Regions from separate parts of the Homo sapiens genome. Here region 2 is linked to region 1. The links are chromatin loops, found by intact Hi-C in ENCODE. Cell type or tissue: PC-3. All regions are shown on one strand. Links, peaks and the distances in the headings refer to the core of each region. The heading gives the core; the rest is flanking DNA.

Evidence for each region. Peaks named below come from ENCODE experiments on the same cell type or tissue, not always from the same donor. Only the 100,000 strongest peaks of a DNase experiment are listed, where the experiment ranks them.
Region 2: a loop joins it to region 1, with 5 times the contacts of the local background. A loop is called at or near these places in 4 of 110 quality-filtered maps.

The regions. Positions count from the first base shown.
Region 1 is chr2:56,737,344-56,745,694 of GRCh38, reverse strand. No RefSeq gene overlaps it. Among named protein-coding and RNA genes, the nearest start is that of CCDC85A, 560 kb to the right of the region's middle. In PC-3, for the core only: no CTCF peak of the experiment used is centred there; DNase peaks (open chromatin) are centred at 3,704 and 3,994; H3K4me3 peaks cover 949 bases; H3K27ac peaks cover 1,865 bases.
Region 2 is chr2:56,577,481-56,585,831 of GRCh38, reverse strand. No RefSeq gene overlaps it. Among named protein-coding and RNA genes, the nearest start is that of CCDC85A, 400 kb to the right of the region's middle. In PC-3, for the core only: no CTCF peak of the experiment used is centred there; DNase peaks (open chromatin) are centred at 2,741, 3,071 and 5,371; H3K4me3 peaks cover 428 bases; H3K27ac peaks cover 1,042 bases.

The sequences.
Region 1 (8,351 bases), core at 301-8,300:
ATAAACCAGACACAGAAAAACAAATACTTCATGATCTCACTCATATATGAATCTTAAAAAGTTGATCTCTTAGAAGGAATGATGAGAACAGTGATCATGTAATGATTTTCATACCAACATTTCAAGTCACTGGGGGAGTTTATACCTTAAAGGAAACTTGTAAATTGTTTTGTATTGTTAAATATTTTTTAATGTGAAAGGGAATTCTCTGCAGGATATATCAGCTTTTTTATTTATTTATATTTATAAGGTTTTCATATAGAGAAAAAGTCAATAAACTTTTTCTGTAAATGGAAAGATAGTAAATAGTTTAGGTTTTGCTGGACATAAAATGGTCTCCGCCAAAATTGATCCTGCTATTATAATGTGAAAGGAGCTATAGACAACACAAAAGCAAATTAATTTGTTTCAATAAGACTTTCTTTGTGGTCACCAAATTTATAATTTTATATCATTTTCACAGGTCATGAAAGATTCTTCCTTAATTTTTTTCAACCATTTAAAAAGATGAAAAACATTCTTTCTTCATAGGTTGTGTAAAAAATAGATGCTGGGTTATAATTTGTTGGCTCCTAATTTTAGACAATCTTGGGGGTTATGGTAATTAGAACACATAGAATTTATTTTTTCTTATTCCTAGACATAAAGCATGAAAAATATTAGGTCCTCAAGCAATCCATGATACCTATCTATAATTCCCAACTGGGTCTTAAAGGAAAGATAAGGAAAAAGACAAATCACAAAGACCTGTGATTGAGTCCCAGCTGGTTGTTTCACCTCCACAAACTGTGTCACCTTGGGCAAATTACTTCTCTGTAGGCCTCACTTCCTTCACCTATTGAAGAGGTTGATTATCCCCACTTCACAATGTTACTATGATAATTTTTTTAAAAAGTTAATAATATAAGTATTCACCACTGTGTCTGGTACCTTAAAAATGCCTCTTAAAGATGAACCTCTTTCTCTTTGGTTAAAATAAAAATAATTTACTGATTATAATCAAATCCTGGTATTCACTTAACTGTAGTTCTCAACCTTGGCAGAATATGAGAACTTCCAGGAAGAGTTATAAACTTTTGATGATAGAGCAACAATCCTAACCAAGTAAATCAGTATCTCTTGATGGATGGGACCCAAGACTCAGTATTTTTAAAGCTTCCCAGTGTGCACCCAAGGTTGAAGGCCTTCACCTTTCACCTTGCTATTTCTTAAACAAAAAAAATGAAACATCAATGCTTCTGTTGTCATCATGTAAATGTTGGAGACATTGGTAAGCAGTTTACTTGGTCATTTATCTCTCTCTCTCAAATAGACTTCTCTTCTGCTCCACTACCTGCCCCGCCACCACTCTTGACATCCCACTGCAAGTTGTTTGGGTTATTCTTTATCACTGAGCTCCTACAGTTCCCTATCTCCTCCAATTTTTTCTTATCCTTCCCTCTAACCCCACTTCATCATCACACAGACAGCCAAGGAGGACCTGGCTGGAAAAGCTTGTAGCACGAGCACATGTATCAACTGGAAAGGGAAGGAGAGACTGAGGACATGACCATATCTCTGTGGATACCTAGGAAAGAAATCAAAATTGCTGAAATTGGACCCTCCATCATGAGCAGCCAGAGAGGCAATAGTAATGCCAAGTCTATACAGGATTGCTAAATGACAGGAAGACACCAAAGGTCAACTGGAGTGGCCACATTAGAGGATTCCACTCCAGGTGACTGTAGTAGTCTCAGACAGTAAAGGATCGGAGTTACAGCAAACAGCACAGTACAGAGATGTGATTTAGTGGCCAGTAATGTATATTTTAATCATATTTTTAATTTAACTTTTATATTTTTCATAACTTCACATTCGATACATTTTTCAAATATTAGCATTTGAAAAGCATGAAGCAAGGAGATTGTTAATTCTGTTAAATATATTTTCACTTTTTTTTTTTTTTTTTTACAAAATGCCAGGGTTGCAATATCACGCCCCCCAACACACACACACACACACACACACACACACATACATACAGTTCTGGCATTTTTCCCAGCATTGTAATCACCGCTTCTCGCATCTCCTGATGCGTATGAAGTTTTAGAGGATCTCTTTCTGGCCACCCTCACTGCAGATGAAGCACCATGACCTAGAACTCTCTCTCAATGGGCACTGGTGTTCCAACCAAACTGGCTCAGCTAAACCTTTCCTACCTCACTCGCCAAGCCTTCATGCACATTCCGAAGGTTAACAGTATCCTCTCTTCCAAGGGCTGCCAACAATTAGGTAAGGCAAAGACTGAGAAGATAAACCATATTTGATTGACACCAAATCAATAAATCTTGAATTGGCTGGCTCTTAAGGGGAGATGAAGAAATGGACTCTGTGTTAAATGTAAAATCAGCAGTGGCAGAGCACTGTCGTGAAATAAAAGTTAATATTATCTCAGATTCCTGACAACCATATGACACGTCATGATTTTTAATATTAGATAAAATCTGGGCACCTGTCATGTACTTAAAGCAAGCCACTTTTTTTCTTCTTTAAAATTTTCTTCTAAGACAAATGCATTAACTACAGAGAACAACCTCTCATTTCTTTTTCCCTTCTGCCTCCCCCATCCTGTCTCTCATAGCTCACTACTTTCTCTATTTCCCATTTTTTTTACATTTCTAAGAAAATTGGCAAAACCTTGTTTTTAATAATCCACAGAATTAAAAAAATTATAGTTGGGTATATATCTAGTCACAATAAGCTAAATAACAAATTCAAAATAAATAGCAGTTTCCTTTTGCTCACTTGGAAGCTAAGAATGATTGTGTAAAGGAAACATTTGAGTAGGAATTCACTGCCTGCTGCTGAAAGCCAGGCTTGCTGTAAACATGTACACAATTTAACAAATGAAGATATATTTGTCCAAACATGACCTCTACAGGGGTCTCACAATTCTGCTGTTCCCATTTCATTTCCTTGAGAAGTAAAAGTTACTTTAAAACCTATAGACAGATCCTCATCTTAAGAACACTGCTTGATTTCTGCTCTCCATACTCCACAGAAATATTGAAGACCTAAACTGATTATGAAAACCTCAGTTACCATATTTCTAAATATATTGCATTATTAACAGATGTCACCTGGAAAATAGTTCAAACATTTGTGGTCTCCTTATTTTTAAGTTGCTATCAAGCTTAATATATGCCTACTGATGCTAAATCTGCAGATATAAGCAAAACCTCCACAAAAGCTTAAAACAACTATTTGAAACAACCACAAAAATATGGAAACTTTGTAAATAAAACTTTTGTGAGATAAAAAAAAATACAAAAATCTGCTCCCTCACCCCAGAACCCAGGGAAATGCTATTCATGAAAAAGGAAAGAAAATACTTCCTCACTTTACCCTTGTCAGGGAGACAAAATTTTACCTCTACCCTCCTAGGGTTTTAGACAGAACCTAATAATTAAATTGACATAAGTCAGATTAACCAGAGAAAAGCATAGAAATTTAATATAAATTTTATGTAATACGGGAGCCCTAATAAGGAAAAGAAGACCCAAAAATTGACAAAACCTAAAAGCTAATATATTAGGTTGAAAACAGAGAGGCAATTGTGGAAAAGTAACTAAATTCTGTGGGGAAGCTAAAAGATGACAAGAATTATTTTGACAAGGTCTGTTTGCACAAAATTCTCTGGGCTATGACTCCCCACTGAAGAATGTTTACCTCCTCATGGTGTAAGGGAACTTTCACAAGGGAGTTTTTAATCTCCTGTTTTCAGAAAAGGGGAGATTAGGACGCCTCTCATGCATTTGCTGTTTTTCAAGTGCATTTAGATCAAAGTTACCTTTACGCCAAAGTGGCATATTTCGGGGTGGCATATTTTGCCACACTTACCCTTGTTCCCTCAGTCGGGTGGTATTGAGAAATGTGTAACATGTGTCCAGATTTTCAATATGCACTATTCCACTTACCGCAGCTACTCTGGGAGAGCCTGAGGGAACACATCAGCAGATGAGTCACAGCTGTGAGCTGCCTGGCCTATGCCAGCATGTAACAGGCTGTCTCACAGGGACAGGAGTGAACTGTGGAGGTCCTGGAGGCTCCCCAGCTTCCCACAAAACACCAAACATTTCAGATTCAGAACTCAAAGACCTGTGCCCCATCAGGGGCTAGGGAATCCGTATTCCCAAAATAACAATAGAAGCTGATAAAAACCAAAGTTAATGGACAATAAAGATACTTCCTCATACATGCACAAACATTGCTAATTTCATGGCTCCCAAAAGGGAGACTTAAAAAACTGCAAATTCCAGTGTTTTCGACAACAAGTAGTGGAAAACAAAAATCACCACACTCATGTCCTACTATCTTATTAGAGGAAGAGAGGAAAAGTTGAAGTCTGTATATCATTCATCTGAATATCAATGTGGAAAGAAAACTGCCTTTTTAAGTCTTCTACTAGCAAATTTTATCAGAAAGTTTGTACCTGGTCTAGGAAAGTAGCCATTTTGACTTATGATAACCTCATAATGTTACACTAGGAAAGATGGCCAAGCAGCGAACAGGCCTACCTTCTCACCTAGTACAATCATCTGTCTGCACACTTCTTTGAGAGCATGGAGCAACGCATGCTCTTCTATAGCAGTAGGGGATGGTATTTAAAAATATATAAGCTCCAAATGGATAAATTAAAGAGCAAATATTGAGATTTCAAATTACTTGCCCAATATCATAGTATCAGAATAAGACTCAAACCAAAGCTGCATGTTGCTAAAGCTCATTCTCTTATTCTCTATAACTTGCTGTATCACATCTATACATCCCACCTGAAGTGACTGCAAGTGAAAAAACACTAGAAGAGTATTTTTTTTTCTAAATAGAAGGGAAAAGTTAGATGTTTCATTGTGGGTTGAACCAGAAACTAAATTACATTAACCTTTATAAAGCAGAATTTTCACTGGACTTACTATTTAAACAGCTTTAAATCTTGGTCCATAGTGTTCAAGATCACAACAATAACAAATATTAAATAATAAATGTCAGACTTTATTACTACCATAAAATTAAATTAGAAATTAATTTTTAAGTGCTTATATAACATTTAGAAACAAATATAAACTTCTATTACTCAGATTAATTAGGATATTACAATGAAAACAATAACACATTTAAACCTAAAGACTTGCATAGTATTATAAGTTTCCTATAACAAACTGGCTAAGGTCTTAATCAGAGGTAATATAAAATCCTAAATGTATTTATTACATAATAAGAAATATTAAAATTGGTCAAATCTTCAACTCAGTGAGTCAAAATAAAATTAACAAAATAAACCTAGAAAGAAATAGAAATACTTAAAGCAAAACCAGAAATCAATGAAAATACAGAAAAACACTAGAGAAGATTAATAAAACAAAAAGTTGGTTCTTTAAAACTATTAATATTAATATAGATATTACTAGTAAAATGAGTAATGTTACAAATAATATATAGTTTAAAAACTAGGACTTACCAACAGAGTAAAGATTTTAAAACAGAATAACACAAAAATATTATATAAATAAATTGACAACCCAGATAAAATTAAATATACATAAGAGATTTTTAAAATTGACTTAGAATTTAAAATAAAAATAAAATAACAATTATTAATTAAATATAATTAATAGCTAAAACCCCATTTCCCCAGCCCATTACAAAATGATTCACCAACACCCCTATGTCCCCCTGACACACACAAACACACACACATATACACACATAACTCTTCAAAAAGCTCAGGTCACATAATTTCAAGAAAACCTTTAACAAATCTAAATCTCTAAAAACAGATAAATTTATACAATGCAAATTGTTTCAAAGACTAAAAAACAAAGGTATCCAACTCATTCTATAATGAATTTATAATCCAAAATCAAAATTATGCAAAGAAATACAATAAACACACCAGACCCAGTTTTTGAAATAGCAGCTAAATTCCTAAATAAGAGCAAATCAAATTTATCAGAGCAAAAAATAACAATGCCCCATCATCAAACATTGCCAGTACCAGAAATGGAAATATGATTCACTCATTCAGTAGAAAAACTGTTAGCAAATGAGATAGTAAAGAATTTCCTTAAACTGACAAAGGGCATAAACCTCAAACCCACATTTAACGGCAAATAAATATTATTTATTTAAGCTAGAAGGGGAACAAAGCATGTGTGTCTGTTATACATTCTACATTTTATGTTTAAAGTGTTTCTTCATAAAATTACAACCAAGTACAGGTTTTGAAGAAAGAGAGAAGGGAGGGAAGCAGGGAGGAAAGGAGGATGGAAAGAAGAAAGAAATGGAAGGGAAGGGGAGGGAAGGGGAGGTGAGGGGAGGGAGAAAGAGGGCATAAGGGGAGGGCAGAGGAAGGAAAGAAATACCTCACTATTTATTATATACCGTTTCTGAAGAATCCTATTAATATTAACAAAAGATTGGACACATGCAAGGACACTGGGAAAAAGGAGAGTAAAAAATAAGATTGTACCACCGTTCACCTAACATTGACTAAGGAGGGGAAAGTCTGAACCTGGCACACTCCTGTGCCTGCCATACGAGATGTTAGTTATAAAAGGATGGAAATAGTTTTAATCACATTTTGTTGTTTTATTAAATGAATTAGTCTTAAAACAAATCATCCCTGGTGACCTAAAGAATTTCTTATTACTAAATTTGCTTCCCAAATACCCTGATATGTATAGACATTGCCCTAGAGCGTAAATGTAAATATCTATTACACAAGGAATGCTCACTGCCTTTTGTAAATCCTTCTGTTAGGCTAAGTTAGATGTTAGTTTCCTCCAACTTTGTTTTGCTTCTGTCATTCTCCCTAAATGTGGCCATACTGTGTGCCCTGGCAAAACTAAATTTCTCAGACAGTAAAACTTAGAAGGAGATTCTCTAATGTGTTTTTCCATATCGCCAGTTTCTGTCAAAAGGCTAGTTTGCCCCCTAGCAACTATCTTGATACTTTTTTAAATACCAATAACACCTACTTGAAAGAAAGTTACCTAGCATTGTTTAATGAGATCCTTTAAATTTTTGAGACATGCTTAAACACATTGAAACTGTTTGTGTGTCTTGTAATTCAGCAGTCTCTATACTTTTGCCTCCATATGTCATGGTGTAATTTATTCCTATTCTGAAAAACTTTTACAACTCCCATGGTTTTCATTTTGGTTTTATTATCTTTTTCTTGATATCTTCTGTGTGTTTGAGAAGAAAAGACATGAAGCTATGGTCCCTAAGGTTATTGATCAATCTAGCAATGAAGAGAATTCTTGTTTCTCTAATTTTATGCTCTTCTCACTTTTGAGTTCTCATAGCAATCATTGATAAGTGTAAACTGCCACCCAGAAAATTGCTAGAAATATCTCGGGAGCTGTTGGACTGCAGGAGTGAGAACTCATTTTAAGATTTAGTACACCCAAAGGAATAGGCAGTGTCTCTGTGGGGAAGAACCCCATACCATGATTCCTCTTTTTTTAATCTTTTGGAAGGTATGGCAGAAGTTGGCTATAAAACTCCAAGTGACTTTCTAAATAAATACTAGTGACAGAAAAGGCTATTACCTTGCTTATTCCCATGTTTGAAACTATGTAATACCGATTCATCATCCCACTTCTCTCCAGAGTAGTTTCTTTCTCAGAAAAGTAAGGTCCAAATGTTCAAATAAGTAAACCAGTCATATGGGAATAAGCGATCACAAACAGAAGTCTTTTCTGTGTCTAGGAGAGGGAATGTACTAACAGCTCTCAGTCATCTTGAAGGTGAGTTAATTCATGTAAAGATCCACTACCATGAAAACATTTACATGAAGAATAGCCCAAGTTCAATAATAACATAGCAAAGATATCTCAGGAACACAGAATGGGTTTGCAAGTTTTCAATACAACAGTTACTTATTTCTCTGGAAGCATTTAGAAAAAAGGAGGAAAGAGAGAGCGAAAGATTCATTTCTATTATATCGTCAACTTCTGCTGTGCCACCAACCAGATCTCGTAACTATGTCAATGTTATGATCTCTCTTAAGGAACCCGTACTTGTAAATTCCTGCACTTTTACCCTCCCCCATCCATTGGAGTCCCTCCACAGAATCTATTACCTGAATCACATACTATTGACCAGGGTATTTTGCATACGGATATTTGTAACACATGTATTTGCTGTGCACTGTCATATGCCTTTAGCTACTTATGGGTTTAGCTTAAATGGGGGCTATAGTGCATCATGTAAATTAGTCCAGGGACAAAGTCTATAGAACACAGAATTGTCATTTCATGATTGTGTTAAGAATATAGCATATCAAACTTGCATAGAAAGTAAAATTA
Region 2 (8,351 bases), core at 47-8,046, 160 kb after region 1:
GAGGTCAGGAGTTCGAGACCAGCCGAGTCAACATTGTGAAACCCCGTCTCTACTAAATGCAAAAAATTAGCCGGGCGTGGTGGCAGGCACCTGTAATCCCAGCTAAGGTTAACGTATTATCCAGCAATTCTAGGTAAGTAACTGAGAGAAATGAAAATACACATCTAAGAAAAACCTGTATGTGAGTAAATATAGCAGCATTATTCATAATAACCAAAACATGAAAACAACCCAAATGTCTATCAGCCAATGAATGAATAAACAAGATGCGGTTTATCCATACAGTGAAACACTATCAGCTGTAGAAAGGATTGAAGATCTGGTACACGCTACAACCCGAGTGAAACTTGAGGATATTATGCTAAGTGAAAGAAGCCAAACATATAATATTACACATATTATTTATTTAAAATATTCAGAATAAACAAATCCATTGAAACAGAAAGTAGATTAGTGCTTGCCATGAGCTTAGCAGGAAGGAAGAATGGGAGTGACTGCTAATAAATATATGGCTTCTTTTTGGGATAATGAAAATATACTAAAATTAGTGGCGATAATTATACAAACTTGTTAATATACTAAAAACACTGAGTTGTATGCTTTAAATTTTTAAAATTTTGAACTTTATGTTATATGATTGTTATCTCAGTTTTAACAACCCTAATATTCATTGTTTGAAAACATTAAACCTAAATGAAATGTAAATAATTAAGTTTAATATTAATGAGAGAGAAGTACCTTAGTTCTGAAACATTTTTTATAATATGTTTAGAAAGATAGCATTTTGGATTAGAGGTTTTACAAAATACTACTTTTATATACATTTTGAAGATGTTTTTACAGAAACTTATTATATAAGCCAATTATTATATTGTATATTTATTTTTGCCCTATCTTATTCTAAGGAGGATTTTTAAAAATTAGGAGTAGTGGGAATTACTATTCCACTAGATTATTAGATTCAGCTATTCATCAACAATTTGTTGTTAAATAAAAGTTTAAATTATAGCTCATGCTTACTGTTATAGAAACTAGTCTAAGAATTTTAGCTTCATTATAACTGATGCAGTAATAGTATATTTGGCAACATCATGTTAGATGGCTTCAGTATTTCTGTTACAAAACTATTACATCAAGAAGTCACAAACTTTCTAGAAGAGGACACTATATAATGGGAATTAATCTGAAGCAATAAGTATTTATTCATTCTAACCTTTCCTTTAAGAAATCTATGGCATGTTTAGACCAAACTGTCAATGCCCTCCTTATGACAATTATGTTTTTTACCCTTCTCTGAGTAGAAAACTGTTTATTTCCTTATCTTACTTAATTAAGGGTAATCATTCATGTAAGTTGAAATTTCCTGCTAAGAATAATGCCCAAGAACATCTCTTCAAAATGCCATTTACCCAAGGTCATTACAGTTCATTTTATAGGCACTGGACATCTTGATTCTTAGACATCTCCCTAGAATATGATCTCTATCTTTCAAAAACAACATAAGAGCAATTTAATACAACTCTTGCCGGATTCCTCTTTCTTAATAGTGAAGCTTATCCAAAGTCCCTCTTGACCTGTTTCAAATACTTTATACACCCAAACAAAAGCTAAAACAGTTGTTACTGTACATGCACTTATCATTTGTAAAAGATATTGTGGCTTCTCTTTGATTAGAATTTTTGCTCATTGCCTGGTTCCCCAAACACATCAGGTGACTGTTGCTAGGCAACCAAGCAATACCATACAGAGAATTCTCCCATCCATCTCAACAGATGCCATCTCATTTAGATACAAAGGGGTTCAAAGTTTCAAAATTTGTTTTTGTCACTCAATAAGTCAATATTATTTGGTGGTGCATTTCTGATGAGTAAATCATAGACAGACCACATTGAAAATACTCATATTGAGAAATTTTATCATCAACATTCCACAATTGTATGGTACACACTAATAAAAATTTTTGAAAACATGTAATAAAATGTGTTAAATTTCAAATACTGCTTTATTCAATCCTGACACAAAAGTTAATACCATGTAAGTTGTTGTTTTGCTTGTTTAGAAAGGTTTTATTTTAGAATCAATTAATAAATTGAGAAAAACAATAAACAGTTTGTTTTGTAAGACTTAATACAGTGAAACAAAAGCATTTTTCAAATATTGTTATCAGCTTTGGAGACCTCAAGATGCCTATATCACACTTTAATAAAAATGTAATGTTTCCCAACTGCTTCTAAATTTATCAGATTCAGCTGTTACCTTCGATTTAATTCTATTCTTTATGTAATCTAGGGCTAGCTTCTGTGCACAGTTAATTAACGGTTCTAAAGAGTTTTGTTTTTTTTTTGGTATATCAGGTCTCATTATAGACATCAACTGATCTTCAGATCAAAGAAAATTCCATACAAAGTTTCTTTGTATGGTAACCCTTTAGTAAGTTATTTATAGCAATCCATTACAAAAATTGTTAAGGTATCTTAATGTATGGCACAATCTTCTACCACATCAAATAAGCAACCTTAAAATATTGTAATAAATGATGGCAACTGACTGAAAGATAGCAACCTCAAATATTTAATTTGTCCTCTTCTGACTTTGAGATTTTGTTCCAAATCTGTAAGGAATGTGTGCTTTAAAGCAGTTGGTTGTACCTAACATAGCTTTCGACCCCCCTAGAAGTTACTCATGTAGGTGAGTGAGGCTAGAGTTTTGTCCAAAAGAAGGGATTGTCAGCAGTGCCCCACTATGAAAAGCTAACTATTAATCTAAAAATAAATAAATAAACCAGCTCTGGAAAACTCACTCAGGAGTCAAACAAGAGAAAAGCTGCTTATGAAAAGGAAAATAGAAATGACTTTCTGATGGAACAAAGATTAAGCTCATAATTAAATATTTATTATAAAAATGACTAAAATGACTAACACTTGTGTAATAAGGGTAATTTTTAATGCTCTTTGACATAATTCTTTTTCACTTAATCATCAAAAGAGGCATGCTATACAGGTATGTTTCTCTATTTTATGAAATAATAAATTAATGTTCAGAGAACTAAAGACAACAGGATTAAAAAGGACCATGGTCATGTGACTCACGATTTAGTGGTTTGGCATCTACACTTGTATCCTAACAGGTGAAGACTTCTGCTTTAGAAATTCCTATGACTGAGTTCTTTCTTTTTTATTTAAAAACTCAGAAACAGTGTGTCATTTTTTGAATGTTTAATATGACCTGGGTGCTAGAGAAATTAAGTTGCATATTACCACAGATTTGGGAGTCAATCAGGCAATCATCACCATATCAAAAATGTACTAAGATATTTTGGAAAGTAACAAATTGGTCACATCACAGCTTCTTATTTCTCTGTAAATAGATTTGCAAAGAGAAAATCAAGCCAGAAATATTCAAAATTAACTCTGTCAGTCAAGCAGTTTCATAAAATCATAAAACTGAATGTGCACTTTCTGCTTTTGGAATGTGTGCCTCCCCTATTTAAATATTGCTGTAAACAAGTCACTTTATGAGGCTGAGACTTAATTCTCTTCTGCCTTATTCCTCTCTCTATATATATATTACAGTCATTATGATCTTTATATAAAACCATCCAAATTCAGTTTCCTCTGGAAAGATCTACCTTGAATCATAAATATTTACAGAACATAAATATTCATGAAATTAATATGTATGGATTTAAAGGTTACCTATATTTTAAAATTGCTAATTCTTCGGGAAAGTTAGGGTCAAAATTATCCCCACTGAGGTTATTCTTTCAGTAAATAATCCCCAAAAGGACTCCCAAACAAAATTTTCTTTTTTATTTTTCTATACAAATCCTGATGTAAGCTCCAACTAAAGTAGTGATAATCTACATTGAAATGGGGAGGGAAAATATGTAACTGATTTTCTAAAAAACATCTTCTTACAATCAAGGAAAATCATCATTACATGACTTCACTTTTATATAGTCATGTGGTCCCATCATAAATCTCCAGAGTTCTATTCACTCAGACTAAATGCAGCTACTTCTGAATTTTGCAAACTTCTAAGGTACTATGAAAAAAAGATTTAAAGTAAGGGGAAATTGAATAAGTATTATAAGAACAGATATGAAGAGCTGTCCTTTAATATGTTATGGCCAGAAATTTATTATACCACATGGTTATTAGATTGGAACACATTTGAAAGATATTTAGAATATTTTTAGTCCAAACCACTTTGCAAAAATTTAACAAAAGCTTTGTTTTGTTGCATAAGTAGGTGGCTAATTTGTTTACATATGCCAAAATAGCATCAGTTTGTGGATATATTGCAAAAGAGTGAAAATTTATCGAGTACCTTTAAAAAAATGAGTGCAGGAAAAATAAATTGACTAAATTTGCATGAATCTCTATTTTGCTATCAAAATAAAATTACAGATGGTGGTGTTCTTGTTTTGCTTTTACAGAGGATAGTGCAGTCTTAGAATACTATAGGGTGGCAAGATAAACCCAATGAGTTTGTTTCTACCATTTTTTTACAATACAAAATATTTTACGTATTTATGGGGTACATGTATTTGTTACATGCATACAATGTGTGCCAAGGTATTTGTACTATCCATCAACTTGAGAATTCATCATTTCTATGTGTTGAGAGCATATCGAGTCCTCTCTTCTATCTACTTTGAAATATACAATACATTGTTGCTAAAATAATGACCCTACTGAGCTATTGAAAACTGGGGCTATTTCTACTACCTATCTCTGTGTTTGTACCCACTAGCCAACGCCTCTTTGTCCTCCCCTCTCACCAGCACACACTTCTCAGCCTCTGGGAGTTTATCAATCTATTCTCTATCTCCATGAGATCAACTTTTTAAGCTCCCACATATGAGTGAGAACATGTAGTATCTGTATTTCTGTTCCTGGGTTATTATTGCTTTTATTATACTTAAAATAATAAAATCCAGTTCCATACATGTTGCTGCAAATAATATTATTTCATTCTTTATTATGGCTAAATAATATTCCAGTGTGTATATATACATCACATTTTCTTGATTCGATGGTCTGCCAACCGATACTTAAGTTGATTCTCTTTCTTTGCTATTGTGAATATGCTGCAAAAAAACACACAAATGAAGGTATCTCTTTGATATAACAATTTCTTTTCCTTTTGATAAATACCTAGTAGTGAAATTTCTGGGTCATACGATAGTTCATTTTTAGTTCTTTGAGAAATCCACACAGATTTTTTTGTAGTGGTTGTACTAATTTACATTCCCACCAACAATGTTTAAGAGTTCCCTTTTCCCTACATCCATAACAGCATCTGTCATTTTTTGCCTTTTTAATAACATACCTTCTAACTTGAGTAAGATGGTATCTTGTTGTGGTTTTGAATTCCATTCCCTTGATGACTAGTGATGTTGAGCATTTTTTCATGTGCCTTTTGCATATTTGGATGTCTTTTGAGAAATGTCTATCCATGCCCTCTGCTCACTTTTTAATGGAATTATTTGGTTTTTCACATTGTTTGTGTTTCTTATATATTCTGGATATTAGTCCCTTTTTGGATGAATAGTTTGCAAATATTTTCCCCCATGCAACAAGTTGTTTCTTCACCCTGTTGATTGTTTTCTTTGCTGGCCAGAAGTTGTTTAGATTAATGTAGTCCCATCTGTCTACTTTTGTTAGGTTTGTCTGTGCTTTTTAGCTCTTAGCCATGATATCTTTGCTTACACTAATGTCTTGAAGTGTTAACTCTATCTCTAGTTTTTTTTCTCCTACTAGTTTTATAGTGTTTGGTGTTACATTTAAGTCTCTAATCCATTTTTAGTTGATTTCTGCATACTGGGAGATATATGAGTCCTGTTTCATCTTCTGCATATGGATATTCCATTTTCCCAGCACTACTTATTGAAGACGGTGACCTTTGCCCAGTGTTTGTTCTTGGCACCTTTCTCAAAAGTCAGTGGGGTAAAAACACTGATTTACTTCTGGACTCTATGTTCCATTAATCTATGTGTCTGTCTTTATACCAATACCATGTTGTTTGGGTTACTATAGCCTTGTAATATATTTTGAAGTGAGATGCCTCTAGCTTTGTTCTTTATGTTCAGGATTGCTTTGGCTATTTGGGCTTTTTTTTTTTTTGCTTCTAAATGAACTTTAGGTTTTGGGGTTTTTCTGCTAATCTTCTAAAAAATAATGTGGGTATTTTAATAGAGATCGCATTTTTATTGCTTTGGGTAGTGTGGTCATTTAAATGATATTAATTCTTCTGATCCAAGAGTACAGGACATGGTTTCATTTATTTGTGTCCTCTTCGATGTCTTTCATCAGTTTTCCTTATAGACATCTTTCATCTCCTTGGTTAAATTTATTCCTAGAGTTTTTTCGTTTTGTTTGTTTGTTTCTGTAGTTACTAGAATGGGATCGCCTTCTCAATTTCTTTCTCAGTTCATTATCCTGAATAGAAATGCTACTGATTTTTGTACATTGATTTTGTATCCTGCAACATTATTGAAGTTATTTATCAAATCTAGGAGGTTTTGGTGAGGTCTTCAATGTTTTCTAGATATAATATGATATCATCAGCAAAGAGGGACAAATTGACTTCCTTTTTTTCCATTTGGATGCCTTTTATTTTTTTCTCTTGCCTAATTTCTCTGGGTAGAACTTTCAATACTGTGTTGAACAGGAATGGTGAAAGCAGGCATCCTTGTCCTGTTCCAGACCTTAGAAGGTAGGCTTTCAGCTTTTCATCATTCAATATGATGTTAGCTGTGGGATTGTCAAATATTGCATTAATTATGTTGAGTTATGTTTCTTCTATTCCTAGTTTGTTGAGAGTTTTTTAAATCAGGAATCAATGTTGAATTTTATCAAATGATTTTTCTGTATCTATTGAGATGATGGTATGGTTTTTGTCCTTCTTTCTTTTGACATGATATACCACATTTGTTGATTTGCATATGTTGAACCATCTTTGCATCTCTGGCACAAATCCCACTTGGTCATGGTATATTATTTTTTCAATATGGTACTGGATTTTGTTTGCTAGTATTTTGTTGAAGATTTCTGTGTCTAGGTTAGGGATATTGGCCTGTAGTTTTCTTTATTTGTTGTATCCTTATGTAGCTTTGATATCAGCATAATGCTGACCTAATATAATAATTTAAAGAGATTTCCCTCCCCTATAATTTTTTGGAATAGTTTATGGAGGACTGGTATTAGTTTTTGTTTAATTGTGGAATTTAACTGTGAATCCATCCAGTCCTGGGCTTTTCTTTATTGAGAGACTTTATTTACTGATTCAATCTCACTAGTCATAATTGGTCTGTTTAGGTTTTCTATTTCTTCCTGAGTCAATCTTATATGTTTCCAGAAATTTATCCATTTCCTATAGGTTTTTCATTTTTGTCAGAATATGGTTGTGCATAATAGTCTCCGATGATCTTGTATCATCAGAGTTTAATATCTGTGGTATCATTTTTAATGATGTCTCTTTTTTATTTTCTAATTATTTGAGTCATCTCTCATCTTTTCTTCACTATTTTAGTTAGTGATTCATCAATCATTAACTAAACTTTAAAAGAACCAACTTTTAGATTTGTTGACTTTCTATATATTTATAGTCTCTATCTAATTTAGTTCCATCAGGTCTTTATTATTTCTTTCTTTCTGCTAATTTGGAGTTTGATTTGTTCTTACCTTTTTAGTTCCTTAAGGTGCATCATTAGATTGGTTATTTGAAATCTTTCTAATTTTTTGATGTAAGCATTTATTACTACAAACTTTTCTCTTGTCATTGCTTTTGCTGTATCTTACAGGTTTGACTATGTTTTATTTCCATTTTCATTTTAGAAATTTTTTGAGTTTCATCTTAATCTCTTTATTGATGCAATAATTGTTCAGGAGAATGTTGTCTAATTTCCACATATTTGGATAGTTTAAAGATTCCTCTTGGTGCTGATTTCTAGTTTTGTTTCATTGTAGTCTGAGAAGATACTTGATATGATTTCAATTTCTTACACTTTACTGAGATTTATTTTTTTGGCCTAGCATATGTTCTATCTTGGAAAATATTCCATGTGCTATTGAAAAGAATGTATATTCTTCAGTTGTTAGGTAGAATGTTCTGTTAATGTCTATTAGGTACATTTGGTCTAGCATCTAGTGTAAATCTAATTTATCTTTGTTGATTTTTTTGTCTAGATGATCTATCTAATGCTGAGAGTTAGGGATTGAAGCCTGCCACTATTATTCTAATGCAATCTCTCTATTTACCTACTTATTTATTTATAGACAGAGTTTTGCTCTGTTACCCAGGTGGCAGTATAGTGGCCCAACCTCTGCTCACTGCAACCTCTGCCT